Regions from separate parts of the Homo sapiens genome. Here region 2 is linked to region 1. A link is an interaction called in ENCODE POLR2A ChIA-PET data of the cell type or tissue named here. Cell type or tissue: GM12878. All regions are shown on one strand.

Region 1 (5,000 bases):
GGGGGATGGTGATGTGTGCCTATAGTCATGGCTACTTTGGAGGCTGAGGTGCAAGAATTGCTTGAACCCAGAAATTTGAGGCTGCAGTGAGCTATGACCTCACCACTGCACTCCAGCCTGGACAACAGAGTGAGACCCTGTCTCTTAACTAGATTTATTAGTTAAGTGAACAAGTGAGTGAGAAATGGCAAGTAGAGGCATCTAGAATACAGGGCAGGGATAAAGAATGTCACAGAAGGGCTTTGACAGGATAAACAACCAAAGGAAGATGAGGAGACCCAGGAGAGGCTGAACAGAATGGGGGCCATGCCACAAAGGCGGATAAGGGGAGAAGAAAGACGATTTCTTTTCATGGAGCTAGGTTGACCAAAGAAAAGATTTGCCAAAATCCAAGGGTATCTACAGAAGAGACTGTCCTCCTCCAGAGGAAAGAAGGGGATGTGGAGCAGTGCTTTTCAAACTCTGTGCTAAGGGACCACTTTTTAAAAAAAATCTCCAACCCATTTTGAACTAATACCTTTGTAAAATGCAATGCAAATTAATTATCAGAAAAATTATCATGCTCTTGGATGTCATGGCAATGTCACTTGCTATAAAACGTCTAGGCATGTACTTACCAGTTCCTTCTCTTGTTAGAAACTGACAGCAGTCCACAGGCTATGCTCAGAGTAGCACCTATCTGAAAGGACCCTGGCCAGGGTAGCCTAAAAGAGGTGGATGGCAGGAGACCAGACTAATGAATGACATTTTGAGTAGTACTTTTAAGAATACCAGCTTGGGAGAGTGAAAAACCTCAGTTCTGGACCAATTCTGCTCCCTAACCTGCTGTGAGACTTGCAGGCCACTTCCTGTCTAGGGCTCCAGTAAAGTAGAGGATTTGGCTGATGTCTCTAAGCTGGACCTCACTGTCTCTGAAGCAACATGTGGTACAAGCAGAAGGTAGTAGGCGTTTGGGCTGCAATAGAAAGAGCTCAACATATGTAACTTGAGCTGTTTCCTGTAAATGTCCCATTCTCTGAAACCTTTTGCTTGTCGTAAAGTGTGTTTAATAATGCAACATTATGACAATTACTATACTAATCCTATCACTATTCTGTAAGTGGGATTTATAATATTTAATTGCCTGAAAATACAAATTTGCCATGGAATAATCTTTTGTACAGAAAGGAAATGGTGTAAAATACTTGGGATGGGGAAGCCAGAATATATTATTACTAAAGTCTCTTTTTTTTTCAGGAGAGAGAAAAATTTTCATATATTTTACTATATTTATGCTGGTCTTCATCACCAAAAGAAGCTTTCTGATTTCAGACTTCCTGAGGAAAAACCTCCTAGGTAAGTGTCAGGGGGGTTGGTTGTTAATTTTTGATGAATGTACGATTAGCAGTTGACAAACTTGGAAGTAAATGGAGCTGTTTTCCTAACTGGAAACTCACAGTCTATTTAACTAAAGTGCCCAGGGTGAGGTGGCAGGAAGTATCCACCATTTTCATTGTCTAGAAAGTTCAAAAACTCAACTGCACATGGTTTATTTTTTTTCAGCCATTTGCATCATTATTCTACCACAGTATTAGACTATAAAGGAAATGGGCTGGGTGTGGCGGCTCATGCCTGTAATCCCAGTGCTTTGGCAAGCTGAAGTGGGAGGATTACTTGAAGCCTGGAGTTTGAGACCAGCCAGGGCAGCATAGTGAGACTCTGTCTCTACAATTTTTTTTTTAATTAGCTACTCGGGAGGCTGAGGTGGGAGAACTGCTTGAACCTGGGAGGTCGAGGCTGCAGTGAGCCAAGTTCGTGCCACTGCGCTCCAGCCTGGGTGACAGAGCAAGACCCTGTCTCAAAAAAAAAAAAAAAAAAAAATTAGCTGGGTGTGGTGGCATACACCTGTAGTCCAAGCTACTCAGGAGGCTGAGGCAGGAGGATCACTAGAGCCCAGGAGTTCAAGGCTGCAGTGAGCTATGATCACACCACTGCACTTCAGGCTGGGCAACAGAGTGAGGTCCCATCTTTAAACAAACAACAAACAAAAAATGGAAATGCCTGTACTACTTTCCAAGTCAGTGCTCATTCTGTTTGGTCATGCTCCACTTCATTTAGGTACATAGCTGATGAAACTGGAAGGGTGATGCACGACATAACTTCCAAGGAGTCTTACAGAAGACAATTCGAAGCAATTCAGCATTGCTTCAGGATTATAGGGTTCACGGACAAAGTAAGTGATGATCAAGAGAGGAACTCAAGTGACAATATTCTTATATGAATGTGAGTAAAGATGTGGTATTTCTCACTTGGGATAAGACACTTGCTTTCAAATGCCATGTTGGTCATGTTATAAGGTCTTGCTACTCAAAGTGTGGTCCCAGGACCAGAAACATTGTTATCACCTGAGAACTTATTAGAAATGCAGACCCTGAGGTCTATCCAAGAATGACTGCATCAGAATATAATCATTTTAACGAGAAGTCCAGATGAACATCAAACTAGGGGAGCACTGTTTTAAGGACCATGTGCTGATAAATTGTTATCATTGTCATCAATTCATTACACGTGTAATAACAAATACCAAAACAATACTGTGGGTTTTTTTTCTGATTGAGCGTTCTTCCAACCATTAAAGTGAACGGGGGGTAGGAGTACAGGAATATGTAGATGACACCCAAGTCACAGAAATATATTTATGCAAGTAGCTCCTTAGGTAACAAGACAAACTAATTAAAACCCTTTCAACTTTCTTGCAGTTATTTCCTTCTCCAGGGTACACAGTTGCACATTATTAACTATAGCTCTAAGTACTGTACTACTTTTTTTTTTTTTTTTTGAGACAGAATCTTACTCTGTCACCCAGGCTGGAGTGCAGTGGCGGGATCTCAGCTCACTGCAACTTCTGTCTCCTGGCTTCAAGCGATTCTCCTGCTTCAGCCTCCCGAGTAGCTGGGGTTACAGGTGTGTGCCACCACACCTGACTAATTTTTGTATTTTTAGTAGAGACGGGGTTTCACCATGTTGGCCAAGCTGGTCTTGAACTCCTGACCTCAAGTGATCCACCTGCCTCAGCCTCCCAAAGTGCTGGGATTACAGGCATAAGCCACCATGCCTGGCCAATACTGTACTACCCTTATCATCCTAGATACAAGCTGTCTGTATTAAATATATGCTAGGGGTGACAGACAATATTTATAACCCTAGGCTCAAATATTACTCTGTGATACATTATGTCATAGTTTCTGGGCTTCATGCCATCAATTTTGCAAAATATATAGATTCTTTTGCTTTTCCAACAAAGGGGGTGAATTATTAGGAGGTAGGTGAGAGTGTTAAATCTTAAGGGATTAGATTACAAGACACTCCAGTTACCCTGGGATGGCCACTCCAGATAAAGGATTACTTCTGTGTAATGCAGTATGATTGGCTAGCCCTTCCCTCCCCTGCATGGTTGATTTTAATCATAATAGTACCTTTCTTTTTTTTCTGTCTAGCCAGCTGTTAATTTTCTCTGTCAGCCTCCCGCAGACTTTAAACTGACAGACAATGGAAAATCCCAAAGGTCAGATAAAAATATAAATATATTTTCCTTGGCTTCTTAGAGGGGGGCAATTAAACAGGTTCTAGCATTGTTAAAGGACCTTTGTGGTTATTAACTTAAAGAACAGGTTTTTTAAATCAAAGATGCATCCCCAGAAGAGTTAAAGCATGGTAGGAATGGCAGTGGAGCAATTTAAAGTCACTTGTGTCATGCCAAAGTACGCAGGGGCACATGTCCTTAAAAGGGTACAGGAACCATAGAGAAGTCAAGGTTAATAATCATTAACAGAGTTAATATTTTGTTTTCTTTGAGTACAAATATAGTTATAGAATACTGTGAAGAGACTGATCCTAGCTGAACCCATTTATGCCTAGTGTTCCATTATTGGAATGCTAAACATGTGGGAGTTATTTATACCCTACTGCTCAAGGTCATCACCAAGGTCTGATTGCAAAAATTCAAAACATTGCAACCTCAGGCTTAGGTGGGTTAAAAGAAAGTATATAATGGTGCCATTCTAATAATAGCAATGTACTGCTAATAATAATAAAACAGATGCTATCTGTTTCAGGATAAACAACGTTGAAAACTGTTAAAATCTGTTTTAGTACAACAACACTAAAGCATTAAAAACAGAAGAATTAAGTATGTTAAGTATATGTCCTTGAAGTAAGCCATCCCTAGCCCCTCTGGGAAAAAAGGTACAATAGAAATAAATGAATGACTGTATGAATAAACATGAAAAGAAAAAAATGTAAAAGATGGTGAACATTTTTCATTTGTGCCTGGTCTGTACTGTTAAATGAATAACCAGAATGTAATGGTGTTATGTGTGTATATTTTCACCATGTCCCACATTAATTCATACAGGAAATAAACCAATTTATATAAGCTGCAACCTTAGAAATGAAAGGAAGAAGCAGGATCTTCTCTCTCCAACTCTGAATTCTGTGGTTCTATCTCTGCTGACAACCTGTTTTGCTGAGTTAACTCAGTTCACTTCATGTTTATAAACTCAAAAAGTAGTGTGACTAAATTCAGAAAGATCCAGTTGAAGGTAGTCAGGAAACAGATGCCAAATGCTGATGTAACAGAACTTTCTCTTAAGTTTTTCTGGCAGACATTTCTAGATAAAGCTTAAATGAACTGATCAAGTCAATCAAAATTATGGTTCTTCTCCTTTCTTACAATGTCACTAGTTCCCTGCAGGAATCCCTTTAGTTTTTCTCAAACCCTTACAGCAAAATTATGAGTAGCAAACTTTAGTGTGGAGTCAGGAGCATGAATTTTAATTCTGGGACAACAGCCAAAGTATCTGAAAGAACACTTGACCCTGAGTTTATTGTAAAGAAATTTCCCTGGTGGAGGAGTCTTCCACTAATAATGATGATGACTCCTTGTGGAGGGCTGGGGGATTATACCTAAGACCTTATTGTGAAGATTGTGCTTTTCAACTCTTATTTCTGGAGCCAAACCA
Region 2 (5,000 bases), 430 kb after region 1:
CGAGAGCGGCCCAGGGCTACGCTCCCTGCGCCCCAGTACCGGAGCTAGCGCGCACGTCTCCTCCGCTGCCCCCACCCCTGCGCACCCCTACCAGGCAGGCTCGCTGCCTTTCCTCCCTCTTGTCTCTCCAGAGCCGGATCTTCAAGGGGAGCCTCCGTGCCCCCGGCTGCTCAGTCCCTCCGGTGTGCAGGACCCCGGAAGTCCTCCCCGCACAGCTCTCGCTTCTCTTTGCAGCCTGTTTCTGCGCCGGACCAGTCGAGGACTCTGGACAGTAGAGGCCCCGGGACGACCGAGCTGATGGCGTCTTCGACCCCATCTTCGTCCGCAACCTCCTCGAACGCGGGAGCGGACCCCAATACCACTAACCTGCGCCCCACAAGTAGGTCCCGCCCCAATTTTCTATCAAATGAACTGCAGGGAAGATGGGGGCGCTGGGACGTCGGGAGGCTGAGCTGGCGGAAAGGGAAGGGGGAGCGCGGAGATAATGGAGGCTGGGAAATAAATGGGGCTCTGACCCCGTCCCTGCCAGAGGTCATTCGGCTGTCAGGGACGCTAGGTGACTCCCAGGGCACCGGAAAGCGAGGACCACGCAAGGTCCGAGCAGCGGCGATCGTTGAGGGCTTCGCGGAGGAGGAGGGGCGCGCAGCCAGGGTGTTGTTTTTATTCTGTTGTGTGTGGTTTCTTTGCTCCGTGGGACGACAGGGGTCAGCGCAGGGGGCGGAATGAAGAGCTAGGAGCCCCAGCAGGAATAAGAGTTTTCAGTCCCCGGCTTTCGTTGAGCCAAGATCTGACCTCCTCCTTTCCCCCTGGGCTGTGTTCAAAGTCTATAATCAGCGGAAATTTCGACGTTAATTGCAGCTTTTAGAAAACTCAAGGTCCCTAATTGCTCCAAATTTGCATCAAGCTATTGACGAGTTAGGGAGAAGTCAGGGGCGGGAAAGGTGCATAAAACTGAGACTGAGCCTTGACATTTCATACAATTAATTACATCTCAGAGAAATAAATAAATAAATAAATAAATAGGGGAGCGGGCGGCATCCTGAGTGGCAAGAGATGGGGAACTGGGAGGGGGCAAGAAGCTTTATCATAGAGAGGAGAGAGCACCTCTCTCCTTATCCCAGGCAAGAGATCTGTCAGGAGGTGACATGTCCCGAAAAGAGAGAAAGAAAAGAGACACCAGATAAAAGAGGGGGGAGGATTTATGCTTCCCTGTCTTAAGTGCGACAGGCTCCTCAACCCATTTCCAGAATCTATCTTTAATTTTATTTCCTACCTCTGTAAAGGCTTGAGATGAGAAAATTGTTTTTCTTTTTCCTTGTTGGAGTGAAGAAGTGTCTCCTGACCCCACCCCCCTAAAAAAACTTATCAGCTTCAGACTGTAAGTGTTCCCACTCCCCCATTTATTTATTTCTGAGATGTAATTAATTGTATGAATTTCCAGAATTTGTATACAGAAAGGGCTTAAGAAGGATAGTGTGGTTACAGGGAGTGCTTATTGATGCGCTTTTATGGCACTTTATATTTGAGAAAATAAGTATCCTCATCAATGAAGTGGGGATTATTACCGGAAAGCCCCTTTAGACGCTGGCATTGGCTCCCGGGCAGGAGGTCTCGTGTTAAGTCCTCAGGTCTCATTCCAATTTCCTTTGCAGCTCCCTCTTCCCGCCACCCAGGAGGGATACAATTACCCACACAACAAAGAGGGCCTCGGGAGAGTCGCCAGCCCTGGTAGCATATGAACCAGGCACCGGCGTTGGAGCTGGCCAGGGCAGGGCGGGAGGAACGCGAGGCCTGCGCGCCTTTGTGTGGTGCTTTCGCCTTGATGGATTTCTTTTCTGACGCTTTCCACATTTCCCGCTCCCTTTTGCCGCCTGGGGGTGGGGGTGGGGGGTTAGCGGGCAGTTGTGTTAATTTGCCCTCCACTCCCGGCGCCCTTACGGAATTCCCGGTGGCCGCCAGTCGCCGGCGCAAATGCCAAGTCACCGGTAGGAGACACAACAGAGGCGATGACCTGAATCCGCACGTGGCCTGGTTCGCCTGGAAGCTGCCAAAGCGAAGGCAAGAGAGCCCGGGACCCTGCTGTAAAACAGCAAGCAGCACGTGTCCCAGGCACACTGTTGCGGGCCCTTAGCCTAGCTACGCATCCGCACCCCAGGCTTCAAAGGCGCGCTGGGCGCTCTATCCACTCTCACCCTCCCTTGCAGACAATACCTTTGCCCGCCCAGCTGGCTCCACTTCTTTGCCCCTTTAGAGTCTCCTGGGAGGTGGCGTTAGTGCAGGCAACCTAAGGCACTCTCTTGTTCCAGAAACCCTTGGGTGGGGCTTGGAGCCCTCCTTGTCCCCAACCACTAGGTCTTCCCGACCCTTGCTACATCAAAGGGGCTCTCTCGCTTGCTCTCCCCGTCTCCCTTTCCCTTTCTTTCATTGCAACCCCCAATTTTGAAAGGCAGTGCAATGTGTCTGAACTCCAACTTCCCTGTTGATTGACCTTGGAAAACTCATGTAACCTCTCTGAGCCTCGATGTTTTTTCTTTGTCAAATGACTCTTAGATCAACACTCCTGCCAGTTTCATAGGACTGTTACGAGAATTAGATGAGATGATGTTGAAAGTGAAAGCACTTTATCAGGTCCAAATAGCTCTTTATCCGCCAGGTATTATTAGGGTTTCGCTTTTGCACTGATTTCCTGTCTGTCACTGGAACTCCATCTGTGACATGTCTTACCGACGTCAGGCTGTTTCTTCTCCCCGCTGGGGCTCTGTTGTGCCTCAGGTTTAATGGATGTCACTCTCCTTATCGCCTCCAACACCTGTGCGAAGCTGGAGGCACCAGTCAGGGTAGGGTAAGCGAGTGCTTGGAGAGGTTTGCTTTGAGAGATTGGAAGGGGATTTCGTGCTGGGCTCACCACACCACTCCGCTTGGGGGCTTAGTGGGGATGGGGCTGCTTCCCACGCTTCTTGCTGGAAGTTGAACCCCGAAGGCAGCAGGTAGACCTTGAGGGGTTTGAGAACAGCCTGGAAAAGAAGGAAAATCCAGCAGCACCTCCACCCTCAGTTGTGACTCAGAGGAAAGGTGCTTGATTCCATTTACCTTTGCCTGCTCCAGACCCAAGATGTCAGAGGGAAGGGTTAATGAGGGGCAGGTTGGGAAGAGGGGCCAGGGATGAGGACCTGAGGCGCACTATTGTCTTCCCCACTCCCCGGTCTGACTGAAGAGCAGCCATGCGAGCCCGATCATCTAGTCAAATACTATTTTTCACCCAATTAATTCTTGAACTCTTCCACGACCCCATTTCATGCCAGTTTATTTTAAGCTGCCACTAGGCTGGAGACCCGCCAAGAAATTATGAGACGTTTCGGTCCCAGATGCCTGTGTTCCCTTTCTGGGCTGCTGTGGTCGCCCTTTGAGTCTGCGGGGCCCGGCCAGTGGGTGTTGGGCAGCTCGATCGGAGCCTGGCCCTTTGCGTGTGGGTCAGCCTTCACCCAACTCCGACCCCACCTCCGGAGCTGCCGGGCGGGGGTCGCTTACGGGCCCGGAGGGGCGCCGGGTGCCCCGCCTCTCAGAGACACCGTTCCATATTTGAAGCCAGGAGCAGGAAGGGAGTATGATGGGGGCTTAGAGTATATGCCTGTCGGCTCACAGATTTGGCTCCTAGCTCCTTTCAGGAAGTAGCTTTTAATGAAGAGCTCTGGCAAAGTCCTCATCCTCCCCCAAGAAAACCATTGTCCTCCACCCATTTCCCCGCGGTCGGAACCTCCCTAACCGAACCTCTCTCCCTCTCTCTCGTCCTAGCGTACGATACCTGGTGCGGCGTGGCCCATGGATGCACCAGAAAACTGGGGCTCAAGATCTGCGGTAAGTGACAGGACCCACTGGGGCCCGGCTGGGTGGCGCGGCGGGCGGACCTTTGGGGCTTGGGAGACTGGGACGCAAGCGGAGGGGGATCCGGGCTCATGGGTCTGATTTTCTAATGTAATTACAGCCAGGACAGCCAGCGACCACGCTCCCCTACAGGCCCTGACCCTCCTCTGCCCGCCCCAGACCTGGTCCCCAGGGGTCTTTTCCTCTGGAGTCCCCAATCCCCAACACCCAGTGGAGCGAACGCCGGGTGCCCTGCCTGGGCGCAGAAGCGGGAGGAAAGCGCCCCCGCGCGGCAACCCCGCCTTCCTAGCCCTGCGCGCAAGCAGCTCCCACCCGGTGCCGTGCACTCTGCCTGCGCGTCCCAAAGGTCGCGTAGAAAAGGTGAACTGATCTGGCTTGCTGGAGAGCAGACCAAAGGCGGTGTATCTGCCTAAAGCTGTAGCTGACACGTCTCCCCCATCCCCTACATCATCGCCTACCCCTCACTCGCACCTCCACCCGCGCAGTCGGGTCGCATTGAAAGTGGTCTCTCCACCTTGAGGGGTTTTGCCCTGAGATGTCATAACGGATTCAAGTTTCTTTCTTTGGGGCTTCGGAGGCTAAAGAAAAGGATTGCCTGGAGCCCTCCATGGCCTGCCTGAGGGAGGCACGAGGGTTTGCCTGGCGCATCCTTGAAGGCGAGGAGGGAAGGGAAAGGGGACGAGCAGGGACGAGGAGCCGCAGGCGGCGAAAGAACCGGGAAGGAAGAAAATAGATCAGGGAGCTGGAGAGGAGAAAGAACTGCTCTCTGGAGACAGGAGGGTCTGAAATGAAAACGCCCAAAGGATGTAATTTTTTTAAAGGAAAAAGGGAGATTTGTTCGAAGGGACACAGCTGAGTGATTCTGGCTGAACAATGAGGCCTCACTTTCCTGGCTACATTTCACCGACTAAAATTCTCTAGCCTTATCGGGCCAGAAAATACGGATGTCCCCGGGCAGAGGTTGGAGAGGCGGGGGAAGATTAACGGGCGGCTTATTAAAGAGCCATCCGTCAGCTCCTGCGCGCGGGAGATAGCGGCAGAGCAGGCACGGGACACGCCCGCCCGCCCTAGCCCCGGAGCGCCGAGAGCCGCCCGCCGCCTGGGTGCTCTCTGCACCT

Evidence for each region. Peaks named below come from ENCODE experiments on the same cell type or tissue, not always from the same donor. Only the 100,000 strongest peaks of a DNase experiment are listed, where the experiment ranks them.
Region 2: POLR2A ChIA-PET joins it to region 1 with 5 read pairs; 7 of 35 experiments call an interaction of 5 or more read pairs at or near these places.

What each region holds. Positions count from the first base shown.
Region 1 is chr2:170,390,284-170,395,283 of GRCh38, forward strand. It overlaps MYO3B (myosin IIIB), which reads left to right. Exons shown (of 35, transcript NM_138995.5): 15 at 1,237-1,335; 16 at 2,098-2,212. Among named protein-coding and RNA genes, the nearest start is that of MYO3B-AS1, 42 kb to the left of the region's middle. In GM12878, no CTCF peak of the experiment used is centred here; no DNase peak of the experiment used is centred here.
Region 2 is chr2:170,818,295-170,823,294 of GRCh38, forward strand. It overlaps GAD1 (glutamate decarboxylase 1), which reads left to right. Exons shown (of 17, transcript NM_000817.3): 2 at 235-379; 3 at 3,793-3,855. The coding sequence starts at 298. GAD1-AS1 (GAD1 antisense RNA 1) reads right to left here and starts at 357. Exons shown (of 4, transcript NR_197761.1): 1 at 92-357. RefSeq lists enhancers at 1-507, 508-1,030, 4,547-5,000. In GM12878, a CTCF peak has its summit at 4,156; a DNase peak (open chromatin) is centred at 2,629; H3K4me3 peaks cover 600 bases; H3K27me3 peaks cover 466 bases.